Linked DNA regions of Homo sapiens: region 2 is linked to region 1. Evidence: read pairs that join two places in POLR2A ChIA-PET (ENCODE). Cell type or tissue: HCT116. All regions are shown on one strand. Each heading gives the region's core, and the rest is flanking DNA. Links, peaks and the distances in the headings are about the cores only.

Region 1 (4,379 bases), core at 204-4,203:
AGAGATCCAGCGAGGATGAGGATGAGGGGCTAGAGAGAAGTGGGGAGAGGGCACTGATCTCTGGCACCAGAAGCTTGAGCAGGGGGAGGGGATTGGGGTGTGGAGGGCAATGCAGGACCAGTTTTTAGGGCTTTAGAAAGGGCAGAAGGAAGAAAAGAAACGCGGATTGGGCGGCTGCGCTCGGGAACGAGGCTGGGCATCCCACACACTCCTGAGTTCTTCCACCCACGAGGGGGCAGAAGGGAGAAGCCAGGAAAGGGGGAGTTCACGCCCCGGGTGAGGTGATGGAGAGGGAAGGAAGGACTCTGAAGCCTGTGCGGGGACCAGTTCTTTGGAAAAACAGAGGGTGGATAACAGCAGCTCAAGGCCCCCACCCCCAGCCCCCACCTAATAGTCCGCAAGTTCAGGTCAGGGAGTGGGCAATGGTGTTTGGGGGAGCTAGAGGCAAGATAGTAAGGGCAAAAGGGACAGAGTGGGGGGACCTGCGCCGGTAAGGGCAGGAGGGCAGGAGTCAGAGGGGACTTCCCAGGAGACGCAGCGTCGGAAATGGCAGGAAAGAGGCTGGCTGGGGAAACTGCGGAAGGGGGCGGGTCTTTTTCCCCCTCCCCGCCAGAGGAGAGGCCTCAGATGTCGGCCTCCAGCAGGTACTGTTCAGTATAACCCTTCACCAGCTCCAGTCCCAGCCCGACCTGGCAGAAGTCAGCCAGCTGTGACCACAGCTGGGGCTCCAGGAAGAGCTGGCACATGACGTTGAGGCCAACGAGGCGCGGGGCCTGGCGCTGCAGGTGCCACAGCAGCTGGCTCTGCACCTGCGCGCCGTCGCTACCGAAGGCGTCGATGTTGAGATAGCGCCAAGTGCCGTCCCCTCCGTGCGGGATGGGGAAGGGGCGCGTGCACAGCGTGAGCACGCGCGGGCGCGCGCGGCTGTCCACGCGCCACTCCAGGCCCTTGGCCGCCAGCAGGCGCAGGTTGCTTTCGCTAGGCCGGTAGGGCTGCCAGTCCTGGATGATGGTCCCGCCTGGAAGCACGTCGCGCTGCACGGAGGGTGACAGCAGGAGGCGTGCCACGTCGCCGCCTGCCTCGGACACGGCCTCGGTGGGCAGCGGCGAGAAGGTGCCAGAGGTCCGCAGCGCCGCCAGCCGCGCGCCCAGCCCGGCCAGCAGCGCGGACGCGTTGAATCGGACCAAAAGGATGCCCTGCGGGGGGCACGAGTGAGCGCGGGGAGGGGGGGCGCAGCAGGGCTGGCGAGCCCGGCGCCTCTCGGCAGGCATCTTCACTCCCACGTTCACGCCCACGGGCTCCCACCTGGGTCCCTCTGGAGGAGCGACCGTGAGGGCTCCGGGCCGAGTGGGGTATGGGAAAGCCTGGGTTTCAAGGGTACCAGACAGGGACCAGGGGCACGGGCTCCCAGTACGTGGATCCCCAAGAAGAGGTGGGATCAGTATGGAGTAGCCAGGGAACTGAGGGTACGGGTCCCCGGGTCTCCAGGGACGTGAAAGCCAGGGAGGCCGATCAGTCAGTAGGATTGGGAGGAGCAGAGGGAGGACAAAGGCTCAGAGGAGATGGCTTGGGGCCCTGAACAGAGGCAGGATCCTAGGGGAGGCAGGGTCCCCGAAGTTGGGAAGTAAGGACTAGGGTTTCAGGCTGGGAGTCGGGAGTTTGACTTCCCCTGGGTCAAAGGGTCTGGTAAGGACTGGGAGTCCCAGGGCAAGGCTCATGGGCCGCGCCACTCGGTAAAGCCCAGAGAGAGAGCAAGCCCGTGTTCTGCTGGGGGTGGGGAGGGTCTCCCCATATGCCCCAGCAGAGAGGCCCAGCCATCCGAGCTCCCTGTCCTTCTCACCTGCTTGGTGATTAGGCGGTATTTCTTCAGCTCCCGGGGGCCCAGCTGGTCGTCCCGGGTGAGCCGTGCCACCTTGACCCCCGGGTGCTGTCTCTTGACCAGCTGCGAGCAGAAGCGCTGCAGCAGCCCGGCCACGCCCTTCCCGCGCTCCCAGGGCGCCACGCGCAGCCCCTCCACCAGCACCGTCTCCCCGGCGTCGATCACGTTCACCGACTCCAGCGCGATCTGCGGACCGAGGCCGTTAGCGCGGGGCCCTCCCCGCCTGCGCCCCTGCCAGGGCTGTCGGTTCACTGGGCTCTCCTCTTCCCACACGCTGAGCACTCCGCGTCACCACCCGGGCACCAGGCCAGGCCTGGGGTAGCACGGCACTTGGGCCTCAGATTACAGAGCCGGCAGAACAGTCATTCGCCGGGGCTTCGTCCACCTTTTTATTTTTATTTATTTTAAATTTAGGACAGGGTCTCCTCACCCAGGCTGGAGCGCAGTGGTGCTATCACAGCTCACTGCAGCCTCAAACTCCTGGGCTCAAGCGATCCCCTACACCCCCAAGACTTCCTAGTAGCTGGGACAACAGGCACGCACCCCTACTCTCGGCTTTTTATTTATTTTTATTTTTTGGAGACAGGGGTCTCGCATGTTGCCCAGGCTGGTCTGGAACTCCTAGCCTCAAGTGATCCTCCTGCCTCGGCCTCCCAAAGAGCTGGGGTTACAGGAGTTAGCCGACGCGCCCGGCCCCTTCCACCTCTTGAGATGCTCCAGCTCCGAGTGTGTCAAGTTCCGGACCGCTCACCACGCCCCTTCCTTGGCTCCTCCCCCGGGAGTTTGCCACGCCCCACTTCCTCTTAGCTCCTCCCCCAGCCCAAATCTAAGCTCTTCCTGCTCCCACCCCTAGCCTACCCTCTCTCTCCTGCTCCCCACCTCCTTTGCTTTTACCCCCAGAAATTCCTCCGGTGGATCCTCGAACTTTCAAACGCTCACCTGTCCCTCTGGTTCCTCTGCTTTAGGAGTCCTCCACCCCACCCTCACTGACATAGCCCCTGGATCCGCACTGCACGCCCTGCACTTTGGTCCCAAAGCAGGCTCTATTTCCGCAGCCTCCAGAGGAAGGCTGGGGAGAAGCTCTCATCCTCCTCTTCCTAAGATCCACGCACCCGCAGGTGGCTTCACCCCATGTCACCTGGGCCGTGCCCCCGGGCTCACCACGCCTCCGTTGCGCTTGGCCAGCACCACCGTGCGGTCGGGGTCCCGGAGCCAGCTGTGGTAGCGGCTAGGAAGGTAGTCCAGGCCGCCGTAGATGCCCCCCGAGATGGCCAGCACTTCCTCAAACTCCCGTTCCGTGGCCACCACGAAGTCCAATGGCTCGGCCTCAGCCTCAGGCCCCGATCCCGACCTGGGCTCGGCCTCCACCTCCTGTGGCCGGGTTTCAGAGCTTGGCTCTGCATCTCGGGCAGTCTTCTTTTCCGGCTTAGGGACCTCTGAGGTGGCTGTGCCACAGCTGGCTTCCAGCTTCATGACCCTGCAGAAAAAAAGAGAATTCAGCACCTGGATCAGCCCCTTTGTTTCCACATCTGGGCCCCTGCACACAAACGGTCCTAATGCCCCTTCCTACACAAATAGCCTTTCTTTTTCTTTTCTTTTATTTATTTACTTATTTACTTATTTATTTATTTATTTTTTGAGACGGAGTCTCGTTCTGCCGCCCAGGCTGGAGTGCAGTGGCGCGATCTCGGCTCGCTGCAACCTCTGCCTCCCCGCTTCAAACTATTCTCCTGCCTTCACCTCCTGAGTTGCTGGGACTACAGGTACGTGCCACCATGCCTGGCTAATTTTTGTATTTTTAGTAGAGACGGAGCTTCACCATGTTGTCCAGGCTGATCTTGAATTCCTGACTTCAGGCGATCCTCCTACCTCAGCTTCCCAAAGTGCTGGGATTACAGGTGTGAGCCACCACATTGGCCCCTTTCTTCATTTCTTCTTCTTATTTTTTTTTTAATACAGATAGGGATCTCACTACTTTGCCCAGGCTGGTCTCGAACTCCTGGGTTCGAGATCCTCCTACCTTGGACTCCCAAAGTGCTGGGATTACAGGTGTGAGCCACTCTACCTGGCCCACACCCTTTCTTTTCTGCTGTCCACACAGACCCTGGGAGTGGAGGTCTCCCAGCTCCCTCCCTCTTCCCACCAGCTTTCAGAAATCTCAGCTCTACCCACCCCACTCTTATGGGATGCTCCCTAACAGTCAGAAACTTAGAACCCTGTGAGATCCCCATAGACCAGCCCCAGATCCAGGGACCCAGGCAAAAGAAAAAAGGCACTTGGGGGTAGTTTTAAAAAAAAAAAAGAAGAAGAAGGCTGGACACGGAAACTCATGCCTGTACTCCCAGCACTTTGGGAGGCCAAGGCAGGTGGACTGGTTGAGTCATGGAGTTTAAGAACAGCCTGGGCAATATAGTGAGACTCTGTCTATAAAAAAAATTAGCCAGGCATGGTGGTGCAGTGGGCCTGTAGTCCCAGCTGCTCTGAGGCTGAAGTGGGAGGA
Region 2 (4,379 bases), core at 78-4,077, 270 kb after region 1:
GGGCACGTGTGTCCTCACATGGGTATGTGAATGTGTGTGCATGTATGTGAGTGTGTGTTTATTGTGAAAATCGTGTATTTGTACTCATCATCGCATACCAGAGTCACTTGCTGTAAGGAGGGGTGACCTTGGAACTAAGGCTCTGCCACCTCTTTCCAACCCCCCATCCTGCACTGGATTGCCCAGTTGCTCCCAAAAGCTGGGGGCTTTGCTCTCCAGCTCACAGCTGTGGGCACCTCTCCTGGTCATCTCCTACCTCCTGTCCCAGCTGCACACAACCACGCTACCCCCAGATCTCCAGGGGGAAACTGGTTTGCTGGAATGTTTATGAAACACGAGTGCAGGTTTTTGCTTTTTTAAAAAAGAAATGAGCGTAACAGGATTTTTCAGATTCAGAGCTGTACTTCTGAAATCCAGTTCTCCACTCGTGTGTTTTCCTGTCAACAGTGCGTCTCCAAACGTCGCGCCTGCTGCTACCAATTAATTCATGATTGTTTCATTCACCGATTAAGTTGCTCGATGTCAGCAGATTTAAATTTTGTGAAGTTATGTAGTTTTGTCTTCAGGGGGACATTGTGCAAACTTGATCAAGCAGCAGTTATGACAATGCACGTAAAGTGAATAATAAAAGCTGAATGTGTCTCCCTTATGAAATTTGGTCATGCATTTTATATTCGCGATTCTTGGAGTGTGACAAAAAAGCATCCAACTTATGTGTAAGAAAAATTTCGAAACTGTGGGAGTGTGAAACTTTACGATGGGATTCACAGCATTTTGCAAGAATTTTTTTTTTTAATTCCTGCAAGAGTCCCACTACTGTATTCCAAGTTTTTTCTTTTCCTTTTTCTTTTCTTTTTTTTTTTTTTTTCAGAGACAGGGTCTTGCTCTGTTGCCCAGGCTAAGTGCAGTGGTTCGATCATGCTCACTGTAGCCTCAAAACTCCTGGGCTCCAGTGACCCTCCCACCTCAGCCTCCCAAGTAGCTGGGACTACAGGTGTGCACAACTATGCCGGGCTAATTTTTTTATTTTTATTTTTTGTAGAGACAGCATCTTGGTATATTGCCCAGGCTGGTCTCGAACTTCTGACTTCAAGCAATCCTCCTGCCTCGGCCTCCCAAAGTGCTAGGACTACAGGTGTAACCCCTACTCCTGGCCGTGTATGCCAAGTTTTCTTCATTGAAGTGTCTCGCTCTTCTCAGGATGATGACACAGTTTTATAAATCTATGACCGCAATATAGCACAAAGTGGGTGTTCAATAAACCCACTTTGGGTTTATTGTTGGTGAATCAACCAAAAGAAATTATAATTGGGAAAAAGGTCAGAGTAGATGATAGTTGAAAATTTTGCAGGTCCTGCTAATTTCTTTCTTCCTTCCTTTCCTTCCTTCCTTTCTTCTTTTTTTTTTTTTTTGAGACAGAGTTTCACTCTTGTTGCCCAGTCTGGAGTGCAGTGGCGTGATCTCCACTCACCGCAACTCCGCCTCCTGGGTTCAAATGATTCTCCTGCGTCAACCTCCCGAGTAGCTGGGATTGCAGGCATGCGCCACCACACCCAGCTAATTTTTGTATTTTTAGTAGAGATGGGGTTTCTCCATGTTGGGCAGGCTGGTCTTGAACTCCCGACCTCAGGTGATCCGCCCACCTCGGCCTCCCAAAGTGCTGGAATTACACGCGTGAGCCACCGTGCCTGGCCCCTTTTCTTTCTTTATCATCTTGGTCAGTGTTCAGTGTTCAGGACACTTTCCCCTCACAGGTGGCCACACTTGGAGAGTTGTACAATGGCAGAGCTAGAGGGGACTTTATTTTTTATTTTATTTTATTTTGTTTGTTTATTTTTTTTGAGATGGAGTCTCACTCTTTCACACAGGCTGGAGTGCAGTGGCATGATCTCGGCTCACTGCAACCTCCACCTCCCAGGTTCAAGCTATTCTGCCTCAGCCTCCTGAGTAGCTGGGACTACAGGTGCCTGCCATCATGCCTGGCTAATTTTTGTATTTTTAGTAGAGACAGGGTTTCACCATGTTGGCCAGGCTGGTCTCGAACTCCTGACCTCAGATGATTCACCCACCTCGGCCTCCCAAAGTGCTGGGATTACAGGCGTGAGCCACCATGCCTGGCCAGGTACTTTATGTTTACTATTATTTTTTGTTTGTTTAAATTTATGGGTTACAAGTGCAACCGATATATTGCACAGTGGTGAAGTCAGGGCTCTTAGGAAATCCATCACCCACATAATGTACTGTATTAGACTGTTCTTGTGTTGCTATAAAGAAATACCGGAGACTGGGTAATTTATAAAGAAAAGTTTAATTTGGCTCACAGTTCTGCAGGTTTACAAGCATGGTGCCGGCATCTCCTTGGCTTCTGGGGAGGTCTCTGGAAACTTTCATTCACGGCTGAAGGCAAATTGGGATTAAGAGAGTGAGGGGGCCGGGCGCGGTGGCTCACGCCTGTAATCCCAGCACTTTGGGAGGCCGAGGCGGGCGGATCACGAGGTCAGGAGATCGAGACCATCCCGGCTAAAACGGTGAAACCCCGTCTCTGCTAAAAATACAAAAAAATTGGCCGGGCGTGGTGGCGGGCGCCTGTAGTCCCAGCTGCTTGGGAGGCTGAGGCAGGAGAATGGCGTGAACCCGGGAGGCGGAGCTTGCAGTGAGCCGAGATCCCGCCACTGCACTCCAGCCTGGGCGACAGAGCGAGACTCCGTCTCAAAAAAAAAAAAAAAAAAAAAAAGAGAGTGAGGGGGCACCAGGCGCGGTGGCCCATGTCTGTAATCGCAGCGCTTTGGGAGGCCGAGGTGGGCGGATCACGAGGTCAGGAGATCAAGAGCATCCTGGCCAACAAGGTGAAACCCTGTCTCTACTAAAAGTACAAAAATTAGCTGAGAGTGGTGGCATGTGCCTGTAATCCCAGCTACTTGGGAGGCTGAGGCAGGAGAATCGCTTGAATCTGGGAGGCGGAGGTTGCAGTGAGCCGAGATCGCGCCACTGAATTCCAGCCTGATGACAGAGCAAGACTCCGTCTCAAAAAAAAAAAAAAAAAAAAAAAAGACAGTGATGGGGGAGGCGCCACACCATTTTAAATAACCAGATGTCACGTGAACTGAGAGCCAGAACCCACTTATCACCAAGGGGATGGTGCTAGACCATTCATGAGAGGTCTGTCCCCTGATCTAATCACCTCCTACCAGGCTTCACCTAATGCTGGGAATTACATTTCAACCTGAGATCTGGAGTTTGGACAAATATCCAAACCCTATCACATACATTGCATTCATTACCTACCCATCCCTTTCCATGTCTCCATTGTGTACACATTGTTTACCTCCCTCTTAGAGAACATATGGTATTTGTCTTTCTGTGCCTGGGTGGTTCATGTAAGATAACAGCCTCCAGTTCCATCCACGTTTAGATCACAGCTGATACAGAGAGGGATGGCGACTTGTGCAGGGTCACACAGCTGTCACTGCCCAAGGGGTTCACCTTGCCTGCTGCTTAGACACAGCTGATTTATCAAGACAGGGGAATTGCAATAGAGAAAGATGGCCGGGTGCCATGGCTTGCTCCTGTAATCGCAGCACTTTGGAAGGCTGAGGTGGGTGGATCACTTGAGGCCAGGAGTTCGAGAGCAGCCTCACAAACATGGTGAAACCCTGTCTCTACCAAAAATACAAAAATTAGCTGGGCCTGGTGGCACACACCTATAATCTCAGCTACTCCGGAGGCTGAGGCAGGAGAATCGCTTGAACCTGGGAGGCAGAGGTTGCAGTGAGCCCAGATCGCGCCACTGCACTACAGCCTGGGCAACAGAGTGAGACTCTGTCTCAACTAAAAAAAAAAAAAAGAGAGAGAGAGAGAAAGAGTAATTTACACAGAGCCGGCTGTATGGGAGACTGGAGGTTTTTATCACTCAAATCAGTCTCCTGAGCATTCAGGATGGAGTTTTTAAAGACAATTTGGTGGGTAGAGGCTCGGAAGTTGGGGAGTGGTGACTGGTCAGGTTGGAGATGGAATCGTAGGGGGTCGAAGTGAGGTTTTCTTGCTGTCTTCTGTTTCTGGATGGGATCATAGCACTGCTCAAGCCAGATTACAGGTCTGGGTGGTATCAGCTGATCCATCGAGGACAGGGTCTGCGAAATATCTCAAGCACTGATCTTAGGTTTTATAATGGCGATGTTATCTCCAGGAGCAATTTGGGGAGGTTCAGACTCTTGCAGCCATAGGCTGCATGACCCCGTAAACCATAATTTCTAATCCTGTAGCTAATTTATTAGTCCTACAAAGGCAGACTGGTACCCAGGTAAGAAGGGGGTCTTTTTGGGAAAGAGATATTATCAATTTTGTTTCAGAGTCAAACCATAAACTAAATTTCTTCCCAA

Evidence for each region. ChIA-PET counts read pairs that join two places held together with the same protein. Peaks named below come from ENCODE experiments on the same cell type or tissue, not always from the same donor. Only the 100,000 strongest peaks of a DNase experiment are listed, where the experiment ranks them.
Region 2: POLR2A ChIA-PET joins it to region 1 with 5 read pairs; 3 of 35 experiments call an interaction of 5 or more read pairs at or near these places.

The regions. Positions count from the first base shown.
Region 1 is chr7:101,171,456-101,175,834 of GRCh38, forward strand. NAT16 (N-acetyltransferase 16 (putative)) reads right to left here. Exons shown (of 4, transcript NM_198571.3): 2 at 3,041-3,356; 3 at 1,841-2,065; 4 at 1-1,196. The coding sequence starts at 3,352. The coding sequence ends at 624. Among named protein-coding and RNA genes, the nearest start is that of NAT16, 6.6 kb to the right of the region's middle. RefSeq lists enhancers at 98-712, 713-1,326, 1,327-1,940, 2,591-3,096, 2,740-2,799 and a silencer at 2,079-2,291. In HCT116, for the core only: no CTCF peak of the experiment used is centred there; DNase peaks (open chromatin) are centred at 2,174 and 2,646; H3K4me3 peaks cover 1,797 bases; H3K27ac peaks cover 1,885 bases.
Region 2 is chr7:101,443,021-101,447,399 of GRCh38, forward strand. The region is part of intron 2 of COL26A1 (collagen type XXVI alpha 1 chain); the gene reads left to right. Among named protein-coding and RNA genes, the nearest start is that of COL26A1, 82 kb to the left of the region's middle. In HCT116, for the core only: no CTCF peak of the experiment used is centred there; no DNase peak of the experiment used is centred there.